Linked DNA regions of Homo sapiens: regions 1, 2 and 4 are each linked to region 3. A link is a contact called in ENCODE Hi-C or POLR2A ChIA-PET data. All regions are on one chromosome and are shown on one strand. Each heading gives the region's core, a stretch centred on a gene start or an enhancer-like site at or near the end of the contact. The rest is flanking DNA. Distances are from core to core; before and after follow the strand shown. Region 1 holds the start of TLE5 (TLE family member 5, transcriptional modulator). Region 2 holds the start of ZNF57 (zinc finger protein 57). Region 3 holds the start of OAZ1 (ornithine decarboxylase antizyme 1). Region 4 has its middle 7.2 kb from the start of TLE2.

What was found. Hi-C counts contacts between places; a loop is a spot of excess contacts on that map. ChIA-PET counts read pairs that join two places held with the same protein, here RNA polymerase II (POLR2A). Pooled maps may share reads with other maps.
Region 1: a loop to region 3 is called in a pooled map, with 14 times the contacts of the local background. The contact joins the promoter of TLE5 here to the promoter of OAZ1 in region 3. A Hi-C loop is called at or near these places in 4 of 50 pooled maps. POLR2A ChIA-PET finds 5 or more read pairs at or near these places in 2 of 52 experiments (B cell and activated CD8-positive, alpha-beta T cell).
Region 2: a pooled map shows a loop between it and region 3 (12-fold over the local background). The contact joins the promoter of ZNF57 here to the promoter of OAZ1 in region 3. A Hi-C loop is called at or near these places in 6 of 50 pooled maps.
Region 4: a pooled map shows a loop between it and region 3 (8-fold over the local background). The contact joins the enhancer-like site here to the promoter of OAZ1 in region 3. A Hi-C loop is called at or near these places in 7 of 50 pooled maps.

What each region holds. Positions count from the first base shown.
Region 1 is chr19:3,061,245-3,066,978 of GRCh38, forward strand. It overlaps TLE5 (TLE family member 5, transcriptional modulator), which reads right to left and starts at 1,251. Exons shown (of 7, transcript NM_001130.6): 1 at 930-1,251; 2 at 1-13. The coding sequence starts at 956. It overlaps LOC105372242 (a long non-coding RNA gene), which reads right to left. Exons shown (of 4, transcript XR_001754027.2): 3 at 5,489-5,582; 4 at 4,702-4,784. RefSeq lists silencers at 65-334, 1,257-1,466, 4,527-4,716, 5,625-5,734.
Region 2 is chr19:2,897,444-2,903,428 of GRCh38, forward strand. It overlaps ZNF57 (zinc finger protein 57), which reads left to right and starts at 3,485. Exons shown (of 4, transcript NM_173480.3): 1 at 3,485-3,605. The coding sequence starts at 3,603. RefSeq lists a silencer at 2,873-2,922 and enhancers at 3,102-3,673, 3,533-3,682.
Region 3 is chr19:2,266,223-2,271,567 of GRCh38, forward strand. It overlaps OAZ1 (ornithine decarboxylase antizyme 1), which reads left to right and starts at 3,264. Exons shown (of 5, transcript NM_004152.3): 1 at 3,264-3,522; 2 at 5,163-5,308. The coding sequence starts at 3,377. It overlaps LOC105372240 (a long non-coding RNA gene), which reads right to left and starts at 3,031. Exons shown (of 2, transcript XR_936242.3): 1 at 2,880-3,031; 2 at 2,271-2,650. RefSeq lists enhancers at 298-467, 2,963-3,577 and silencers at 2,831-3,320, 4,286-4,345, 4,556-4,755, 4,766-5,105.
Region 4 is chr19:3,033,879-3,039,149 of GRCh38, forward strand. It overlaps a transcript of TLE2 not described here. Among named protein-coding and RNA genes, the nearest start is that of TLE2, 7.2 kb to the left of the region's middle. RefSeq lists an enhancer at 1,393-1,592 and silencers at 1,733-1,902, 2,563-2,622. Within about 2 kb of position 2,418, at least 38 of the 41 ENCODE cell types and tissues checked have a DNase peak (open chromatin) inside an H3K27ac peak, as active enhancers do.

The DNA of each region.
Region 1 (5,734 bases), core at 1-2,500, 790 kb after region 3:
GGTGCGAGGAGCCCTGTAGGGATGGGGCGGCCCGGGTCAGGCCCAGGCGTGGGCTGGACCCCCCTCAAGGGCCGGCTAGGAGGGAGCGGCCGCGCAGCTGCGGCGCCCCCCCTCCTGCCCCACTTCCTGGGCCCGTGTTTACGGCCCCTGGCGCGACCCCACCCGCGCTTCCTGCCCCCCGCCTCTCCCGGGGGAAGCCGAGCGGGTGGGTGCGCCCGGAGCCGCCCCGTCCCCCGCCACCCCCAGGCAGTGGGGGTGCGTTTTAAGGCCCGCCCTAGATGGGGGGCAGGGTGCGCCCTCTACCGCCCTCCAAAGCGCCGGGAGGGAGTGCACATCCGAGGGGGGTAGAAACGCGCCCTAGGGAGCCCCCTCCCCAAGTTGGGGGGCAGCGATTCCTCCCTGCAAAGTCCTCTTGGGGGAGGGGTCTCTCTCTCGGTGCTCGAAATCTTCCGGGGGGGCCCAACCCCAGATTCCCAGCGCCCTTCCTCGGGGACACGCTCTTCCGGGAGGGGTGCGCCTCGGATCACCCCCCCCACCACAGGCCCCCAAAGGATCCCCGGGCTAGAGGTGCCTCGCGGGGCTTCCGGAGCGCCCCAGGCCCGAGGCCAAGGCCGTCCGAGGCCCTGACTGTCCCGGCGGGTTGGGGGGGGGGGGCGCCAAGCCGGGAGCTGCGGCGGGGGGGCTCGGGGCCCGGAAGCTGGGGTGGATCGGGAACTGGAGGGGGGGTGTCCGGGGGCCGGCGGCAGGAGGGGAGGGGGGTCGCGCCGGGCTGGGAGCTGGAGAGGGAAGACAGGGCCGGGGAGTTGGGGGGGGCGCCGGGCCGGAGGCACCGGGCCTGGGGGTTGGGGGGCGCGGGGCCGGGAGCCGGGGGTCGGGGGCGTAGGGCCCGGATCCGGGGTGGGGGCGCCGGCCGGACGGGCCCCGCTTACCGAATGCCTGCTTTGTGGAAACATCATGTCAATCGCGGCGGGGGGCGCGGGCTGCGCCCCGGCTGTGCGCCCCGGCTCGGGCTGCTGGGGGCGCCGGGCGGCCGCGCCTTTGTCCCGGCGCCGATCGGCAGCTCCCGGGGCCGCCGCCGCCTCCCGCGCCCGGCCTCGCCCGCTTCCTGCGCCCCCTCCCCGCGCGCCCGGCCCCGGCGCGCCCCGGGCCCCGCTTCCTGCGCGCCCGGCGCCCCTCCCCGCCCCTCCCCGCCGCCCGCCTCCCCGCTCCCCGGCCCCACCGCTATTGTCTAATGGCGGCGACGCCGGCAGTGGCCGCGGCTCGGCTGCTGCGGAGGCTTCGGCTCCACCTGCCGCCGCCCGTGCCCCGTGCGCGCCGCCGAGGGGGGGGACGCGCGCGCCCGGGGAGGCCTGCGGATCCCCACGCCGGCCCGCCTCCCCGTGGCCCGCCCGCCGCGGTGACCTTGGGCCCGGCCCGCCCCCGCCCCGGGCAGCGGCCCCCGCCACCCTCTCCTACCCGGCAGCCGGCCGGGCCTCGGTTTCCCCATCTGTCAAAGAAAAGGGACCCGGCTGCCCGCGTCGAAGCCGCCGGCCCTGCTGTGGCACGACCTGGACGCGTGCCACGGACGTGCTCTGTGACCTTGGCTCTGGCTGGGCGGTGGTTCTTGCTGAGCCTTAGTTTCCTTTTCTGCAGAAAGGCAGCGGTAATGCCGCCTTCCTGAGGGAAGCCATTCTTGTGACACATTTATAGAACGCCTACTGTGTGCCAGGCCCCGCTGCTCCAGGGCCCTGGGGTGGGGCGGGGCGGGGGTGGGTCCCTGCCCTGGTGGTGGTGCCTGGAGACAGACAGAGACAAATTCACAAGCTGAATTCCTGGCAGGTCAGATGGTGGGGACAGTTCTGCAGAAAAACCAGCCGGGAGAATGGCAGGGTAGGAAGGTGCAAAGTTAAAGAGGTGGGAGGGAGGATCAGAGACGGCTTCCTCCACCCCTAAAGCGACCTGAAGAAGGAGGGAGAACAGGGGGATGGGGTACAGAGGTAGTCAGAGGCAGGACCAACAGGTGCAAAGGCCCTGGGGCAGGACTGTGCCTGGCAGCAGAGTGCCCGGGGGGAGGTCAGGAAGGCCGGAGGGAGGCAGGGCCGGGGGCTTCGTGCTTTTGTCCAGGGCCCCCCCACCCCACAGCAGGGCTTGTGCTTGGGTTAATATTTACTGCTGCATTTTGAGATTTCTAATCATTTTTGAACAAGGGGCCTTTGAGTTTTCTTTTGCACTGGGCCCTGCTAACTCTGTAGCTGGTGAAGCAGGCCAGTCCAGCAAGGACTTGTGGGTCTTGGGGAGGACTTGGGATTTTGCTCTGAGTGAGGTAGGAGCCCTGGAAGGCTGTGGGAGGAGGAGGGACGGGACCTGGTGGTTGGTTGGTTTGTTTTTTGAGATGGAGTTTCGCTCTTGTTGCCCAGGCTGGAGTACAATGGCACAATCTCAGCTCACCGCATCCTGGGTTCAAGTGATTCCTGCCTCAGCCTCCCGAGTAGCTGGATTACAGGCACGTGCCACCACGCCCCGCTAATTTTGGAGTTTTAGTAGAGACGGGGTTTCTCCATGTTGGTCAGGCTGGTCTTGAACTCCCGACCTCAGATGATCTGCCCGCCTCGGCCTCCCAAAGTGCTGGGATTACAGGCGTGAGCCACCGTGATCAGCTGTTTGTTTGTTTTTGAGATGGAGTCTCACTCTGTTGCCCAGGCTGGAGTGCAGTGATGTGATGTTGGCTGACTGCAGCCTCTGCCACCCGGATTCAAGTGATTCTCCTGCCTCTGCCTCCTGAGTAGCTGGGATTACAGGTGCGCATCACCACGCCTGGCTAATTTTTGTATATTTAGTAGAGACAGGTTTCACCATATTGGCCAGACTGGTCTTGAAATCCTGACATCAGGTGATCCTCCCGCCTCCACCTCCCAGAGTGCAGGGATTACAGGTGTGAGCCACTGCGCCTGGCCCTGGACTTGGGCTTTTGCTCTGAGTGAGGTGGGAATCCTGGAGAGCCGTGGGAAGAGGAGGGATGGGACCTGGTGGCGGTTATTAAAGGATCCCTCTCTCTGCCACGCAGAGAACAGGTCCCAAAGAGGCTACTGAAATAAGGCTATGACATTAAGGTCCCCCTTTGGCAGGTGCGAAACACAGTCTCTTCATCATCGTCATCCACTAGGCAGCCTGCTCCCTTGAATGAATGCAATTGATTTGGGCCTTGGGTGTTCCCATCTGTAAAATAGACTTGGAACCCCAGGCTCCTTACCTTGGCAGGTAAGGGTGATAGCCTTCAGTGATCAAGATTAATAATCTTTAAAGCAGTGTTTTAATATTTTTATTAAAAAAAAATTTTTTTTTTGAGGTGGAGTCTCACTGTGTGGCCCAGGCTGGAGTGCAGTGGTGCCATCTCGGCTCACTGCAAGCTCCACCTCCCGGGTTTATGCCATTCTCCTGCCTCAGCCTCCCGAGTAGCTGGGGCTACAGGCGCCCACCACCACGCCCGGCTAATTTTTTGTATTTTTAGTAGAGACGGAGTTTCACTGTGTTAGCCAGGATGGTCTCGATCTCCTGACCTCGTGATCTGCCTGCCTCGGCCTCCCAAAGTCCTGGGATTACAGGCGCGAGCCACCACACCCGGCCTAAAAAAATTTTTTCAGACACAGTCCTCTGTTGCATAGGCTAGAGTGCAGTGGTGCAATCATAGCTCACTGCAGCCTCCCACTCCTGGGCTCAAGTGATCCTCCGACCTCAGCATCCTGAGTAGCTGGGACTACAGGAGTGCACCACCATGCCCAGCTAATTTTAACATTTTTTGTAAGCCGGGAGCAGTGGCTCATGCCTGTAGTCCCAGCACTTTGGGAAGCCGAGGCCAGTGGATCACAAGCTCAGGAGTTCGAGACCAGCCTGGCCAACATGGTGAAACCTCGTCACTACTACAAATACAAAAATTACCGGGGTGTTTTGGCGGGCGCCTCTAATTCCAGCTACTTGGAGGCTGAGGCAGGAGAATCGCTGGAAGCTGGGAGGTGGTGGTTGCAGTGAGCCAAGATCGCGCCACTGTACTCCAGCCTGGGTGACAGAGTGAGACTCTGTCTCAAAAAAAAAAAAAAAAAAAAGATGAGGCTAGAAAGGATTAGGATTTTGGATTTTTAAGATTACTACTACTTGGTGGCCGGGTGTGGTGGCTCACACCTGTAATCTCAGCGCTTTGGGAGGCCGAGGCAGGCGGATCACCTGAGGTGAGGAGCTTGAGACCAGCCTGACCAACATGGAGAAACTCCGTCTCTACTAAAAATACAAAATTAGCCTGGCATGGTGGCTCACGCCTGTAATCCTAGCCACTTGGGAGGCTGAGGCAGGAGAATTGCTTGAACCTGGGAGGTGGAGGTTGCGGTGAGCCAAGATTGTGCCACTGCACTCCAGCCTGGGCGACAAGAGCGAAACTCTGTCTCAAAAAAAAAAGAAACAAAGAAACAGAGATTAATACTACTTAGTAACAGCCAAGCCTTCAACCAACCGCAACACCCTTGTTTTTCCTGCAGGGCCCTGAGAGACTGCGTTCCTAGACTGCCCCTGAAGCCAGTCCTGCCGCTAGCACCCCTGCCACCCCACCCCCACTGCCGTGGGGACCAGACACCCCCTCTCCTGGGAGGCCACCTGCCAGTGTTTATTTAGGCAGGCGCCTTCCGGTATCAGTGTGCCCGCCCAGTGACCAAACAGCCCCATTTTCGAAGCCCCCACACTGTCAGGGGAAGCAGAACTGGACACAGATACCTTGAGCACGGTGAGGTGAGGGCTGGGCCACCCACAGGGACCTAGGCCTGTGAAGGAGAGAGTCATTGTGAAATCATCGTTTTTAGAAAATAGGTTTTTTTTCTGCATAGAAGGCAGCCCAGAATGGTGGCCCACACTATAAATAATCAACCAAGCCACACAGGTCTGTATGTTTTTGCTCCGCACCAGGGGCTGCCTTAAGCACTTTAACCTTTAGGTACAGTTGTCACACCCATTTTAGAGATGGGGGGAAAACAGGCCGGCAGGGTGGCTCAGGCCTGTCATCCCAGCACTTTAGGAGGCCGAGGCAAGCAGATCACTTGAGGATCAGGAGTTTGATACTAGCCTGGCCAACATGGCGAAACCCCGTCTCTACTAAAAATACAAAAATTAAGGCGTGGTGGTGGGCGCCTGTAATCCCAGCTACTCTGGAGGCTGAGGCAGGAGAAGCGCTTGAACCCGGAAGGCGGAGGTTTCAGTGAGCCGAGATCGTGCCACTGCACTCCAGCCTGGGCGACAGAATGAGACTCTGTCTCCAAAAATAAAAAATAAAAAAAAAGAAAACGAAAAAAAATGGGGAAAGTGAGTCACAGAGAAGTGAAGTGACTTGGCCAAGTGGGTAGGGGGCAGAACCACGATGTTATCCCAGGCCTTTGATCTTGACCTTGGGCCTTTGAGCACTCTGCAGTGTGGCTTCTGGCCGGGACACGATGGCAGCACGTGCTGCTGGGCTGAGGAGCTGGGATTTTACCTGGAGGGCACTAGGGAGCCACAGGAGGTTTTAGAGCAAGATTCTTCAGTTAGCGCCATCGCATTCCACCCTGGGCGACAGAGGGAGACTCCATCTCAAAAAATAAAAGTAGATTGCATCAAAATAGTGTTTATCCTGATGACTTAGGTATTTGGCATCCCCTTAGCTTTTTTATTTTTTTTTGAGACAGGGTTCTTACTCTGTCACCCACGCTGGAGCGCAGTGGTGTGACTTCGGCTCACTGAA
Region 2 (5,985 bases), core at 2,235-4,734, 630 kb after region 3:
TGAACTCCCAACCTCAGATGATCCACCTGCCTCGGCCTCCCAAAGTGCTGGGATTACAGGCATGAGCCACCGCGCCCGGCTTGTATTTTTTTTATAGAGATGGGCTCTCCCTATGTTGCCCAGGCTGATCTCGAACTCCTGGACTGAAACGATCCTCCTGCCTTGGCCTCCCAAAGTGCTGGGAATACAAGTGTGAGCAACCACATCTGGCCCAACTTGCATAAAACCTTCTAAGTAGGCGGCCACATTTTTTTCAATTACTTTCCATTGCTAAAATTTCTCTGGTCAATTTCAGACACAATGACTGACAGGCCAGCCTGCTACTCATAGAAGGTCTGGCTACAGAACATGAGAAGAACAGGTAGGTGCCAGCAGGCTTCCAAGTGAAAGGAACACCCATTTTCACTTCAATTATTTATCCCTGCTTGAATGTAACATCGTCAAAAATCACCATGATAGATAAAAAGAATGTAACGGTAGAAGTAAATCTTGTCATTGGAAGTGATAATATTGCTTTTCTGAGAAACTAAACATAACTGCAAAACTGCCAGAACTTGATAAAATACGTGCAATATACATAATTAAATGTATTGATGGACTAAAATTTCATTTTCTGGAAAAAGTATATAAAATATTGAGGAAGAGGCTAAACACCACCTGCCGGGTCTGTGTGAGGACAATTTCAGGTATCTCATGAGAAGGTGACAGAGAGGTCGCCCATGGGTATATAAACAACTTTGTGAGGGCGAAGACTCCTCAATTCAAATGCATTTGCATTCTGTAAGCATATTGAGTTCAGTGGGCCAGGCACGGTGGTTCATGCCTGTCATCCCAGCATTTTGGGGTCCTGGCGGGAGGCCATGAGTTCAAAATCAACCTGGGCAACATAGGTAGAGCCTGTCTACAAAAAATAAAAAGAGTTAACTGGTCCACGGGTTCTGGTTTACAGTGAGCTGGTTTTTTTGTTTTTTGTTTTTTGGTTTTTTTTTTTGAGATGGAGTCTCACTCTTTCACCAGGGCTGGAGTGCAATGGCACGATCTTAACTCACTGCAACCTCCACCTCCCTAGTTCAAGCCATTCTCCTGCCTCAGCTTCCCGAATAGCTGGGACTACAGGCGCTCGCCACCATGCCCAGCTAATTTTTGTATTTTTAGTAGAGACAGGGTTTCACCATGTTGGCCAGGATGGTCTCGATCTCTTGACCTCGTGATCCACCCGCCTCGGCCTCCCAAAGTGCTGGGATTACAGGCGTGAGCCACTGCACCCGGCCGAGCTATGATCTTGTCACTGCATTCTACCCTGGACAACAGAGCAAGACGTTGTCTCAAAAAAAAAAAAACACAAAAAAAACAAGAGAGAGAGATTGAGAGACAGTTAACTGGTTTATCCCAAATTTATTTATTTAATTTTATTTTTAAATTAAATTTAATTTTTTTTTTCAGACAGTATCTCATTCTTTTGCCCAGGCTGGAGTGCAGTGGCAGGATCTCAGCTCACTGCAACCTCCGCCTCCCAGGTTCAAGCGATTCTCCTGCCTCAGCCTCCTGAGTAGCTGGGATTACAGGCACGCGCCACCAGGCCCAGCTAATTTTTGTATTTTAGTAGAGACAGGGTTTCGCCATGTTGGCCAGGCTGGTCTTGAACTCCTGACCTCAGGTGATCCACCCACCTCAGCTTCCCAAAGTGCTGGGATTATAGGTGTGAGCCACCACGCCTGGCCTGGATTTTGTTTTTTTTTTTTTTTTTTGAGACGGAGTCTCCGTCTGTTGCCCAGGCTGGAGTGCAGTGGCGCCATCTCGGCTCACTGCAAGCTCCGTCTCCCGGGTTCAGCCATTCCCCTGCCTCAGCCTCCCGAGTAGCTGGGACTACAGGTGCCCGCCACCACGCCTGGCTAATTTTTTTGTATTTTTAGTAGAGATGGTTTCACCGTGTTAGCCAGGATGGTCTCGATCTCCTGACCTCGTGATCCACCCGCCTCGGCCTCCCAAAGTGCTGAGATTACAGGCTTGGGCCACCATGCCCGGCCCCGGATTTCTTGATCTAAAGAATGTCCGCCGGGCGCGGTAGCTCACGCCTCTAATTCCAGCACTTTGGGAGGCCGAGGCAGGCGGATCACGAGGTCAGGAGTTCAAGACCAGCTTGGCCAACATAGTGAAACCCCCGTCTCTACTAAAAATACAAAAATTAGCCGGACGTGGTGGCAGGCGCCTGTAATCTCAGCTACTCGGGAGGCTGAGGCAGGAGAATCGCTTTAACCCTGAAGGCGGAGGTTGCAGTGAGCCGAGATCACGCCACTGCACTCCAGCCGGGGCGACAGTGTGAGACTCCGTCTCAAAATAAAAAAATAAATAAAACAAAAAACAATGTCCAACAAAAAAACAAATCCAGCGAGGCCAGACAGGATAGGGGCTCCCTGGGGTCCGCCCATTTTCGGGATCAGGTGACTCGAGGTTTGGTCCTTATTTTAGTGCAGGCTCAGATGTCGGGGGCGAGCCAAAGTGCAGGGGCCTGTGGGAAGGACAGGAGGCTGGGAAACGTTTGGGTAAAAAAATCAGGACACTGGCCGTGCGCGGTGGCTCACGCCTGTAATCCCAGCACTTTGGGAGGCCGAGGCGGGCCGATCACGAGGTCAGGAGATCGAGACCATCCTGGCTAACACGGTGAAACCTCGTCTCTACTAAAAATACAAAAAAATTAGCCGGCGTGGTGGCGGGTGCCTGTGTCCCAGCTACTCGGGAGGCTGAGGTAGGAGAATGGCCTGAACCCGGGAGGCGGAGCTTGCAGTGAGCCGAGATGGCGCCACTGCACTCCAGCCTGGGCGACAGAGCGAGACTCCACCTCAAAAAAAAAAAAAAAAAAAAAAAAAAAAATCAGGACACTGACAGCACGTGCTCCAGCACGGGGCAGGGCCTCCATGGGGTCCGCGCCCACGCGGGGCAGCGCGGTGACGTCACGGCTGAGGACCCCGCCCCACGAAGGGCTCACCCCACGCGACCCACGCCGCTCGCTCGCCCCTCCCCTCCACGCAGCACTCCGGCTGCTCCGTGGGGAAACTGAGTCTGGACTTCTCGTGCCCGTTCGGGAGAAGGACGCGGGAGGCGCGGCCGAGCTGCGGGGAGAGGTTGGGCTCACCCCGGGCCAGAGCGAGTTCGCGCAAACGGGAGTGTCCACCGCTGGCGGGTCAGCCACTAGCGTTGGCTACGCGCCGGTCACTCGGGCGACAGGAGGCGGGGCGGCGCGGAAGTTATCTTCCAATCAGGTGCTCCGGGGGCGGGTCCGGAAAACTGTCCAATCAAGGCACGGGGCGGACACCGGGAAGCGGATTGCAGGTTTGCAGTAGTGTCCAATCGAAGGCCCCAGGGGTGAAGGGGGCGTGTCCAAAACGCTGTCCGCTCAGAGCGTTGAAAGGGCGGGGGCTTAGAGATTGTCCAATCAGGGCGCCGCTTCCTGAGCTCCGAGGCCCCGAGGGCGGGACGTTTCGTCCTCCCTGCCGCGCGTGCCCTGCCTACCACGAGCGGCCCGGGAGTACCTGTACCTTTCAGCTGCGCCGGCCGCGAGGCCACGGAGAGCTCGCCTTGGAGAGCCCAGGAGCAGGGGAGACATGGTGAGTGCGAGGCAGGAGCAGAGCCAGGGGACGGTCGGAGCGACGGGAACCGGCTGGAACCAGAGTCCGCCGAAGTCTGCGGCCGGGATTGGCTGAGGGACGCGCGGGGCGGCGCAGGACTAGCACCTGGGACCCGGGGACGCCATCACAGCGGCCGGGCTGGAGGACTGGGGGCAGTTTGGGGGGACGGAAGGGGCGGCAAGGAGCTTGGGGGTAACTTAGGGGGAGGCCTGGGCAGGAGGGGGGCTGGAGGTAGTTTGGGGGGACGGTAGGGGCGGTCAGGGGTCAGGGACCAGTTTGGGGGGACGGCAAGGGACGGTCAGCAGGTTGGGGATGTTACGCGTGTCCGTATAAGAGGTCACCTGAGCAGGCTTAGTGTGAGCCACAAGGCTGTTTACTCACTTGGGTGCAAGTGGGCTGAGTCTGAGAAAGGACTCAGCAAAGGGTGATGGGATTATTATTGGTTTTATTTTTTTATTTTTTTTATTTTTGGGACGGAGTCCCGCTCTGTCGCCAGGCTGGAGTGCAGTGGCGTGATCTCGGCTCACTGCAACTTCCGCCTCCCGGGTTCAAGCGATTCTCCTGCCTCAGCCTCCGGAGTAGCTGAGATTACAGGCGCCCGCCCTCACGCCCGGCTAATTTTTGTTTTTAGTAGAGACAGGGTTTCACCATGTTGGCCAGAATGGTCTCGATCTCTTGACCTTGTGATCCGCCCGCCTCGGCCTCCCAAAGTGCTGGGATTACAGGCGTGAGCCACCGCGCCCGGCAATCATTAGTCCTTATAGGTTTGGGACAGGCATCGGAGTTAGGAGCAGTTTTTTTGAGGACAGTTGGTGGGTGTTACAAAGTACATTCTCAAGGGCGGCGACGATGTTTCAAAGTACATTCACAAGGGCTTGGGGGATGTATTGTCACAAGGGCTGGGAGGAATATTACAAAGTACCTTCACAAGGGCGCGAGCGTGTATTGTCACAAGGGCGGGGTACATTCACAAGGGCGAGGAGGACGTATCGTACAAAGTACATTCACAAGGGCGGGGGAATATCACAAAGTACATTATCACAAGGGCGGGGGGCTTGACCATGGTGCGGCCAGCTCAGAGAACCTTACAGGGGACAGCTTGGGGGGATGGCAAGGGACGGCCTGGGGGTCAGAGGCAGTTTGGGGGACGACCTCAGCGGTGGGAGTTAGCTGCCCTGGGGGTTTTGTTGCAGGGTATCACTAATGCTGTGAAAGCTTTATTCGGGCAGCCGGTGTCAGTAAATGTACTGTACTGTTCTCCTGTTTGGCTTTTTTCTTCTCCTTAGTGACAATAGGAAAATGTTCAAGTGTGTTTTCTGCCTTCTGGTCCGTCAGGATAACACCTGTTTATCGTGGGGTACAGGCTAAGCATGGCCTAAGGAAGTCTCTCAGGAATATTCTGTCTCCCACCAGAATTGTAGAGAAAGTGTGCGCAGTTCCACATCTTATAGCAGCTAGAGATGGATTAAAATGTTCATAAAAATAGTAGTTTTTCAAATGCCAAAGCAATCAGACAAAAAATAATAGTTATTCTTCCATACAAGGTGCAGAGTTTGCGACAGTGTGTGATCGTGTTCCATTTCAGTTCAGCTAGACATGAGATTAATGCAAATTCTGCAAAAACCTGTAAAACTGAGGCGTGTTCCATTCTGGTTAGTTTCCAGTTTGTCACCAGGAGTATTGCTTCACTGATCCATCATCTGTTTGCTGACTGGGAAAAGCAGTTTCTGGCCATGTAAAGTCATAAAGACTGCCTTGGAACTCCCTTCCCCCACTTACACAAGGGGTGGAAAGCACTGATTCTGCTGCATTCTCACTCTACGGGATGAGGGTCTTTGTGGCATTTAAAGTGTAGCACCTGGAGCAGGGAGGTGAGCCCCAAGACCGGTGACTCCAGCTGAGCCCACAGTTGAGCCTGCACTGGAGGCCGCTGAGGGTGCAGCGGGGTCTGGCTGGGCAGCCTCCACTTGCTCAGTCCTCCTGCCTCGTAGAACAGCCGCAGCGGGAACTGTTCATGCTGATTGAGGCTGCTGAGCATGGGAAAGACGATTGTCCTGGAGATGTGCTTGTGGGCGTTTTAGCCTTTCTGAGGTTGCACCTGTGCTGTCTTGGAGCCGTTTCTAAGCAGTGGGTTTAGTTTATGCTTTAAGTGTTGTTTTTCTTTTTTGGAGACACTGTGTCTCCCAGGCTGGAGTACAGTGGCGTGATCTCCACACATTGTATCATCCGCCTCCCGGGTTCAAGCAATTCTCCTGCCTCAGCCTCCCGAGTAGCTGGGATTACAGGCACTTGCCACCACGACCGGCTAATTTTTATATTTTTAGTAGAGACGGGGTTTCGCCATGTTGGCCAGGCTGGT
Region 3 (5,345 bases), core at 2,014-4,513:
GGCTGAGGCAGGAGAATCGCTTGAACCCTGTAGGTGGAGGTTGCAGTGAGCCAAGGTTACGCCACTGCACTCCAGCCTGGGCTACAGGTGAGACTCTGTCTCAAAAAAAAAAAAAAAAAATCAGTCCATCAATCAATCAATCAGAGTCATACTCTCTGCGTCCTCTGCCAGCAGCCGTATCCCCTCAACCTTGATTTCAGAAGAAAACCCAGGCATGGGCCCTCTATCCTTGACCACCCCACATCCTCTGCTGTCCCTTTCAGACAGTTCAAGCCTCACCACCTCCAGAGAAAGATATGCCTCTTTCTCTCCCTGCTGTCCGGGAGGCCCCTCACCAGTCACAGACTCCCCAGCTCCCAGCAAAGCACCTCCCACCCTGGGGAGTTTCTGGGGAACCCGGCCAGGTGGGCCAGCAGGGCGCAGTTGCTGATCCTAGCGCTCATCCCACGTGGCCTGGCCAGTGTGGGGGTGGCCCTTCTAGAAGCCTCACAGCATTGGCAGGCGGCCATCAGAGGCAGGCAGGAGGAGGAAGTGAGAGCTGCTGCAGTCAGGATGGAGGGATGGGGCTCCCTGGTCGTGGCTGTTCTGGAAATCGCACCGGTGACCTGTTCATTTCGAGCAGGCTCTTGCCTCTGTTCCCAGAGGAGGTCCTCAACTTAGGGGCGTCATTCTGCCCCCAAGGGACATTGGATGATGTTTGGGACATTTCTGGTTGTCATGACTTGGAGTGCTCCTGGCATGGAGTGGGTGGAGGCCAGGGACGCTGCTCAGTACCCTGCAGTGCCCAGGACGCTGCAGTCCAGCCTGGCAACAGAGCGAGACTCCGTCTCAAAAAACAAAAAAACAAAAAAAAAAGCAATCCACACCCTGAGTGGGGAAGGAGAGAGGAGAAGCATCCCAGGAGCTGGGGCCCTCCTGGTTCATACCATTTGCCCAGGATGCCCCACCCCAGAGAACAATCCAAGCCCAATGTCCACGGGTCCGAGGGAGGAGACCCTGAGTTAATTATTTGAAACAGAGTCTGTTCTCTGCTCACACCAGACACCAGAATAAACTCCTTTTTTTTGAGATGGAGTCTCGCTCTGTAGCCCAGGCTGGAGTGTAGTGGTGCAATCTTGGCTCACTGCAACCTCCACCTCCCGGGTGCCAGTTCAAGCAATTCTCCTGCCTCAGCCCCCTGAGTAGCTGGGATTACAGGCACGCGCCACCATGCCCAGCTAATTTTTGTATTTTTAGTAGAGACGGGGTTTCACCATGTTGGCCAGACTGGTCTTGCACTCCTGACCTCGTGATCCACCCGCCTCGGCCTCCCAAAGTGCTGGGATTACAGGCGTGAGCCACCGTGCCCAGCCTCAGGATAAACTCCTAATGGGGCAAACGGTATAAACCAGGAGGCCCCCAGCTCCTGGGATGCTTCTCCTCTCTCCTTCCCCACTCAGGGTGTGGATTGCTTTTTTTTTGTTTTTTTTGTGACAGAGTCTCGCTCTGTCACCAGGCTGGAGTGCAGCGGCGCCATCTCAGCTCACTGCAACCTCTGCCTCAAGGTGTGGATTTCAACGTGCGCAGTCTCCTGGGACCTCAGCAGGGCAGAGGATCATGGGATGCAGAGTCTCTTGGGGGGGTCCGTGGAATCCCCTAACTCGGGAGTCTCACCCAGGGTGATTCTGCCCCCGCCAAGGGACACTGGGTGATGTCTGCGGATACTTGTGGTTGTCACAACTGGGGGTGCTCAAGGCATGGAGTGGGTGGAGGCCAGGGACGCTGCTCAGCGCCCTGCAGTGCCCAGGGCGGCCCCAAATGTCAACCGCAGGAGTTAATTTCTGCCTCAACACCTGAATAGCGAATGCTCGTAGCAGAGATGCAACAACAGCCTTCTGGTGCAGTACGAAATCTCGAAAGACAGGCAGGCGCGGTGGCTCACGCCTGTTAATCCCCAAACTTTGGGAGGTCGAGGCAGGCGGATCACCTGAGGTCAGGAGTTCCAGACCAGCCTTGCCAACATGGTGAAACCCCATCTCTACTAAAAATACAAAAATTAGCCGGGCGTGGTGGCGGGCACCTGTAATCCCAGCTCCTCAGGAGGCTGAAGCAGGAGAATCGCTTGAACCTGGGAGGCGGAGGTTGCAGCGAGCCGAGATTGCGCCACTGCACTCCAGCCTGGGTGACAGCCAGGCCCGGTCGCAAACAAAACAAAATTAAAACCATGAAAGGAATCAGGATTTGCCAGGAGTAGCATTTTTGCTTGGTAAGAACAAAATTTTGTTTATACATGAAATAAAAAATATTTTATTAAACCTCACTGCAAAGTGGCAACTTTTTGCTAAATTCATAATTTAGTCTACACACAAGCTATGTACCCGTATGTGACTGCCAAGAGTTATATCTTTGCTTATTAAAAGCAAAGTGCAGTTCATACCTGAGATTTTTTTTCTGGATTTAACCAGGAGGGGAAATATTTTTGCTAGGTAAGTCCACATTTTACCTCACAGGCGAAACAGTTTACCGAACTTGACCACCAAAGAAATCGTTTTTTCCTTGGGAGATCCACATTTTAGTTCATACATGAGATGTGTTTCTGAATTTTAACTGCCAGGAGTAGTGTTTTTCCTTAGGGTAAGTTTCAGTTTCCACAGGAAAAATCTGAATTTATCTGCAAGGAGTAAAATTTTTGCTTAAGTCCAAATTGTACACGAAATATTTTACTAAATTTGAATATCTTTAACATTGGAAGTTCTTTTTTTTTAAACACTGGAAGCATTTTAAGAACTGCAAGACCAAATTTAAAAAAATAAAACCAGTAATATCATCGATGATTACCAGGTGTTACTGGAAATAATTCTGGCGCGGTTGGACAACCCCCCAAGCACCCGGGGGCCTACCCAGGGGAGGGGTCCCGCTGCGTGAAGGGACCCTAGGGAGGGCGACGTGGACCACGACAGACAAACGGGCACTCGAAGACCCCCGAAAATCGGCCCCAGCGAGCCGCCCCCGCCCCCAAGGCACGATTGTGGGGGCGGGGACGGCTCGGGGCGCGCGCAGCGCGTACCCGGCGCCACGGCAGCCCCGCCCCCAGAAGGACGCGCGCAGGAGGGGGCGTGGCCCGAGGCTCACCAACCAATCTCCAGAGAGCCTCTTCCTTTCCCTTTCCCTTTCACCAATCAGGCGCTGGGAGGGGCGGGCGCGACTTTTTTTCCCGGCGGCCCCGCGGCTCTGCCCCTCGTGCGGTCGCGTTCCCGGCGGCGCGGGGGGCGTGGCCTGGGCGCAGCATCTATAAAGGCGGGCGGCGGCAGAGGCGCCATTTTGCGAACGGCGAGCAGCGGCGGCGGCGCGGAGAGACGCAGCGGAGGTTTTCCTGGTTTCGGACCCCAGCGGCCGGATGGTGAAATCCTCCCTGCAGCGGATCCTCAATAGCCACTGCTTCGCCAGAGAGAAGGAAGGGGATAAACCCAGCGCCACCATCCACGCCAGCCGCACCATGCCGCTCCTAAGCCTGCACAGCCGCGGCGGCAGCAGCAGTGAGAGGTAAGTGCCCCGCCCCCGTCCGAAGCTTCCAGAAGCGCCGGCCGCGCAGGCCTGCGGGGGGCCGTCCTCGGGGCGCCAGATAGGTCCCCGGCGCGCGAGATCCGCCCCTTTGTCAAGGCCAGAATCGCGCCGGGGACGAGGTAGGCGCAGGGCGGGCCTGGAGGTCCCCCCCGGCCTTAGCAGTGCTCTCGGGGGAGTCGGGTTTGGGGGGCAAGGGTGCGGAGTTGGATTTGGGGGGCACCGTCCGGGGCGCCTGATTTGCGGGAGGGGCATGGGTCGGAGGTCGGATTTGGGCGCAGGACGGGGAGTCGGGGGAGGCGTGTGTCTTTTGCGGGGTTCGCGGGATGGGACTCGGCTTCGGAGGAGGGGAGAGGCTTCTGGTCGAGGGTTGGATTTGCGGGGCGCAGACTGGGAATTCGGTTTGGAGGAAGGGTGTGCGGTCGGGTCGGATTTGGGAGGCGCAGGATGGGGCAATCTGGTTGGGGGCGGGGTCGGCCTTGGGGGGCTGGTCCGCGGACAGGCAGGGCCCGCGGGGCTGGTGAATCTGCACTTTTCGGTCCCGGCCGTCGAGCGTGCGCTGCGGGAGCGGGGAGCGCTTTGCGGTGGACGAGCTCCCGCGGGTCCCTGTTGCCTCGATGTGGCCCCTGCACGCGACGGACCTCGTGGGCCCCGTTTTTCGCCCCTGAGCGAGTCGGTCTGGATGGCCCGGGACGCGCCGGGCGAGGCCGCGCACGTAGACGGCACCCAGGGCTTCTCCGCGGGGGCCGCCGGGGAGCTGGGGGTGGCGCACTCCGACAGCCCGGCAGCGCCCTGGGAAGACCCCCGCCGCTTCCCGGGAAGACGCGTCCCGCTTCCGGGGGCGCGGGTGCCAGCTGCGGTTGTGGGGGAGCCCGCGGGGTCTCGGTCGAGCTTTCCCGACTGCGTCCCCCGAGGTGGGCGTCGCTCAGCCCCGGATCGGGAGGTTGGGCCGCGGTGCTGGCGGTGCCGCGGTTTGGGGGCCGTGCAAAATGGAGGCAACTTTGGGGCCTGTTTACCCTGCGCAGCAAATGGCTGCTGGCGCTGCCGGCTGCGCGATTGTGAAAATCTCCCCCGGGGCGCGAGGCCGCGTCTGCCTGGATGACGCAACCGGGAGGGCCCGGGCCTGGAGCGGGGGCGGGGGGGCGGGCGGCCGGGAGCCGGAGCGGGGCGCGTCCTCCATGAGGTCAGGCTAGGCCCGCCCGGTCTTCGCGGGGACAAGCAAGAGTCCCAGATTTTGGCCGTAGTGCAGGGTGGAAAGGGGAAGCCGCGACAGAACTGAAAAGGGGAAGCGCTGGCTGTCTTGGTGGCCGGGGGGTGAGGCTCTGCCCCGGCGGGGCTGCGTGAGGGGAAGGGGCCCCCCGCCCTGGGAAGGTTGGGCTGTCCTGGGCGGCGCCGCCCGAGGAGTCGGGGCTCAGTGACTGCTGCCCTTGTAGGTGCTTGGGGCAGGCGTTGGAGCTGCCTTCGGGAAGCCTCGGGGGTGTGGGACCGGGTGGGCCCCTGCCTGGGCGGGGCGGGGTCTTTTGGCCGAGGCAGGGGTGGGGATGTGCTGAAGGCCGCCCGGACGCCCTGGAGGGGTCTCCGCCCGGAGCCTGGCGCTGCCTCGTGACCTGCATCATCTTCAGTTCCAGGGTCTCCCTCCACTGCTGTAGTAACCCGGGTCCGGGGCCTCGGTGGTGCTCCTGATGCCCCTCACCCACCCCTGAAGATCCCAGGTGGGCGAGGGAATAGTCAGAGGGATCACAATCTTTCAGCTAACTTATTCTACTCCGTGAGTATGGGGCCGGGCCTGCTGGGGCTGCTCTGGG
Region 4 (5,271 bases), core at 1,168-3,667, 770 kb after region 3:
TCTCTGTCCTTCCTTAGCCCGGTCACTTGAATGTCAACTTGACTCACACCTCTGGCTTCCAGGGCTCTGAGACACCGCCTCTCCCTCCAGGCTTCAGTGACCGCCTCGTGAGGATGGCTGCAAGCTCTGGCACCACCTCCGGTTCCTACTCTGAGACCCAGCCCTGTGGGTCCAGCCACCAACTGGGCATCTCCCCTAGAGGTCCCCCAGATCTCAGACTCTTACCCCCTGCTCCTATCAGGGTTCCCACACACATCCCCCAGATACTCTAAACCAGAGCATCACCCTAGCCCTCTATTCCCAACACCTGGCCTGCAACCCTCCTCCGTTCTCCCCACCCCAGCAGCCCCCACCCTGACCAGGCCTTTGTCCTCTCTCCCATCTGGACCACAGCCACCTCCTCCCTCTGAGCAGCCTTTGTTTTTGGTGATCTTCAATTGGAGCCTGGCCCTCCTTCCCTCAAACCCTCCCCTGGCTCCCTATTGCCCTAGGGATAAATTTCCAGCTCTTCACCCTAGCACTGGAACCTCTGCAACCCTGCCCCAGCCAGCTTCACCTTCCTCCACCAGATCACACCACACCCCCAACCCCCTCCAGCCACCCTGGCCAGATCACCTAATTTGTGTCCTTTCTTTCCCACCTCTGAGCCTTTCCCTGCTTGTTATCTCTTCCTGGAATTCCCTCCCCCTCCTTTTATGCCTGGAGAAAGTCCATTTTTTTCAAGGCCCAACCCAAAAACTGTCTCCTGCAAAAGCCTTCTCCCCCAGCCTCCTGTCTTCTTCGCCTCCTGTCTTCTCCATACGCGCGTACACACACACACACACATACACACACTGGATATAAACTGCTTGGTGTTGGTGGATAAATGGATGTTTAGTCTACGAACACCTCCACATGCTGCAAGAGGCTGGATTCCTAGAGAAGATCCAGCCCTAGGCCTTCCAGGGAGGGGCTCCCAGAGCATCTGGTGGGGACAGAGGTACAGGGACACGTACCCTCCCAGGGTCACATAGGGTCAGTGTCAGCACAGGAGCGAGCTAAGGATGAAGGCAGAGCCGGGCGAGGAACAGGGGCATTGCCCGGTGAGTGAGCTGAGGCTCCCTAGAGCAGGGGATCTTTACCCAGCAGTCTTCAGATCCCTCTAACAGGCACACTGCACCGGGGAGGGTAAATACAGATTTGTGGATTGCCCGAGAAGCCACAAGACCACACACGCACACAGGAACACACCCCATCCCTTAGTGTGTGATCCGCCAGGAAGGAGGAGTTTTTGCTCTGGGCAGCAACATCCCCAACTTTGGGAGCAGCGGGTGGAATTTGGGGAGACTCTGCTGCCAGCAACTGTGTGCATACTGGGGAACCCTTGGCCGCCTGTGACTCCATAACTCCCCAAAATACCACATCCGGCCAGAGCAGGAAGCAGGGAAGCAACCTGCCAGGCGTGTTCCAACGTGGGTAGAGTCCCCAGCGACTTCATTTGCCACGCGGGACTTCACGGACCCCCTCTTTGCGCCTCAGTTTCCCCAGCTGCACCATCAGGGAAGAAGCTGCCAGAGGGGAAAAGGAGCTCAGCCGCCGATCTCCCCCTTCCCATTACAGAGAGGCTCAGCCCCTGGTTCCTGGCTAGGGTTTTACGTTGTGGATGTGGGTTTACGGAAAAAAAAAAAAGGGAAAAAGCTGAGAAGCTGCGCTGGGACCCCGGATTGCTCAGACCACCTTAAATCAGCCTGGCCGCCCCAGCTACTGTGGAAATTCCTTTCTCCGCGGTGGTTGGCTGGGGGCGCCAGCCAATCCGCTCGCGACGCTCCCACATGGGTCAGTGACGTCACATAGGAAACTGGCCAATGGGGATTAGGAGACCAGCAACCAATGGCAGGAGGCACTGGGATCAGTAGGGCCAATCGGAAGGCAGCTCGGCGCTCCCGGCGGGGTTTGGCGAGTGTGGCCCCCCTCCCTAGGAGAATCTGAGACCCTAGTGGACGCCCGAGCTCGACCGGATTGGAGGAGGGGGGGCTAAGGCTCCATTATTATCCAGAAACAGGGGAAAGCGAGTCACCCCCAAGCCTGGCCTATCTCCCCTTCAAAACAAGGGACCCTCGTGCAATATGCTACCAGCTAGCTGGCGGAGCAGAGGTTGCATCTTTCTCCCTATTTCACAGATAGGTAAACTGAAGCAAAGAGTAGTTAAGTCACGCTGGACGCCCGGCGAAGAGCTGAAGCTCTTACCCGAGCCTGGGGGCTCCAGGAACGGTCTCAGTTTTACCCCCAGGTGGGGGGGATGGGCCTATAGGTAGTCAGGGGTGGAGGGGGGTGGTGCTGGGCCTTGTGCCTCAGTTTCCCCGAGCGTGGAAGCTGGAGGAGAGCACGGGTTTTCAGAAAAAGACTACGATTCCCAGAAGCTCCCGCGCGGCTCCCGCCCAGGCTGTCAATCAAAGTAACGTGGGTACCTCTCCGGCCCGCGCTCTCCCGCCCGTCGCCTCCCTCCCGCCAGCTCCCGCTCCCTCCCTGCCGGCTCCCGGCCCGGCGCGGTATAATTACAGCCCATTGATCCGACCCGGGCCGGGAAAGCGGCTCCCTCGGGGAGGCCAAGCCTTTGGCTTCCGACACCGCCAACCTCTGCCTACCGCCCCCTCCAGCCGAACTGCCGGGCCACCAGCCAGGCCTGTCCCCTCCCGCTGGCCCCGGGCTCGCGGGTGACCTCTGAGCCTCAGCTCCCCGCCACGCTTGGCGGTGTGCCCCCCGGAAAAATCACACACACATTTCCTTCCACCCAGGAACATGAGGAGCCATCTCCCTAGAACCTCCAGGGCCTCTCTTTGAGCCTCAGTTTACCCAGATGCACAGTGAGATTGCTGGACAAAACTTTCATGAAACCCATACTCCGTGCTGTTCTGCCTGGGAGCAGCCAGGGCTGACCTTGGTGGAAACTCAAGGAGGGGCTCCCAAGTTTGGGAGGAGGGGGAGACAGCCCAGCTCTCTCAGAACCCCTGTGGTCGGGGTTGGGGTTAGGGAGGATCAGAGCTGGGGGTGGGAGTGGGGGCAGGCTCAGCCAGGATTTAGCGCCCCCATTGGGAAGTTGGGATAGCTTTCTAGATGTTGGGTGGTAGTATTTAATAGATGTTGGGGCAGGGCGTGGTGGCTCACGCCCGTAATCCCAGCACTTCAGGAGGCCGAGGCAGGCGGATCACCTGAGGCCAGGAGTTCGAGACCAGCCTGGCCAACATAGTGAAACCCGGTCTTTACTAAAAATACAAAAATTAGCCGGACATGGTGGCACGCTCCTGTAGTCCCAGCTACTCAGGAGACTGAGGCAGGAGAATTGCTTGAACCTGGGATGCAGAGGTTGCAGTGAGCCGAGTTCGCGCCACTGCACTCTAGCCTGGACAACAGAGTGAGACTCTGTCTCAAAAACAAAAACAAAAACAAAACAAAACAAAAAGATGTTGGGTTTCGGTATTTAAGCTAGGGTTTTGCAGAATGCATAGGAGTTGCCTCATTTGAGCAGTGCCTTTAGATTACCCTAACCCTAAGTGGACAGAAGAAAGATGGGGCAGCCTTAAGCCCTTTCCTGTGACAGAGTGAGCCTTGGGCTCTGACCCCTAGCTTTGCTGTGTGGATCTGGGAACATCCCCCAGCTGTGAAGTGTCGGGGAGGTAGATACCCCCTAGGGTTAGAAGGCCCCTGTGCCTACTTTCGCATGGGTCCTGAAGTCACAGTGGGTTCTGACCAGCAGGAGTCAGGGCCTGGGAGCCCGTGGTAGGAGGCACTAGGATTGGCTGAGGGGCTCAGGAACTCCAGCCTCTCCCTGAGTAAGAACTGGGCGGCTGGGGGAGAAGTCCCAGAGTGACAACGGCTCAGTGCCAGGCACGTTTACTCTGCTTGGGTTTCCTTGTCTGGAACACAAGATTAATAATAGAATCTTCAAATAAGGCCTATAAAGTACTTACAATAATGCATAGTAGGCCGGGTGCAGTGGCTCACACCTGTGATCCCAGCACTTAGTTGGGCCAAGATGGGTGGATCACCTGAGGTCAGGAGTTCGACACCAGCCTGGTCAACGTGGGGAAACCCCATCTATACTAAAAATAGAAAAATTAGTCGAGCAAGGTGGCACACGCCTGTAATCCCAGCTACTCAGGAGGCTGAGGCAGGAGAATCCTTGGAACCCAGAAGGCGGAGGTTGCAGTGAGCTGAGATCACACCACTGCACTCCAGCCTGGGGGACAGAGCGAGACTCTGTCTCAAAAAAATAATAATAACAATAACAATAATAATAATGCATAGTAAATGCTCCATAAAGGGTAGCTATTTGTACTCCCAACATTTATTTTGTCCTTATTATTATTTGAGACAAGGTCTCACTCTGTCACCCAGTCTGGAGTGCAGTGCCACCGTCATAGCTCACTGCAGCCTTGACCTCGCTGGGCTCAAGCCGTCTTCCTGCCTCAGCCTCCGGAGTAGCTGGAATCACAGGTGTGTACCACCACACTCAGCTAATTTAAAAAAAATTTTTTTGTAGAGACAGGGTCTCACTATGTTGCCCAGACTGGTCTTCAACTCCTGGGCTCAAGCAGTCCTCTTCCCTCAGCTTCACAGAGTGCTGGGATTACAGGTGTGAAACACTGTGTCCAGCCCCCACTATGTCCTAAAGGGTCCTTCTCTCCCACTCTCCCCTCACGCTCCACATCTATGCTATGCATTCTCCATTGCACCCACATCCTTGATGATCCATTGAAATGTGAATCAGGGCTGGGCGTGGTGGCTCACGCCTGTAATCCCAGCACTTTGGGAGGCCAAGATGGAGGGACTACCTGAGGCCAGAGGTTCGAGACCAGCCTGGCCAACATGGTGAAACCCTGTCTCTACTAAAAATACAAAAATTAAGGCCGGGCGCAGTGGCTCATGCCTGTAATCCCAGCACTTTGGAAGGCTGAGGCGGGCGGATCACCTGAGGTCGGGAGTTCAAGACCAGCCTGACCAACATGGAGAAACCCTGTCTCTACTAAAAATACAAAATTAGCCAGGGTGGTGGCGCATGCCTGTAATCCCAGCTACTTGGGAGGCTGAGGCAGGAGAATCGCTTGAACCCGGGAGGCGGAGGTTGCAGTGAGCTGAGATCGCACCATTGCACTCCAGCCTGGGCAACAAGAGCAAAACCACGACTCAAAAAAAAAATAAAAATTAAAAAAAAAAAATTAGCTGGGTGTGGTGGCGGGCACCTGTAGCTGCTTGGGAGGCTGAGACAGAATTGCTTGAACCCGGGAGGCGGAG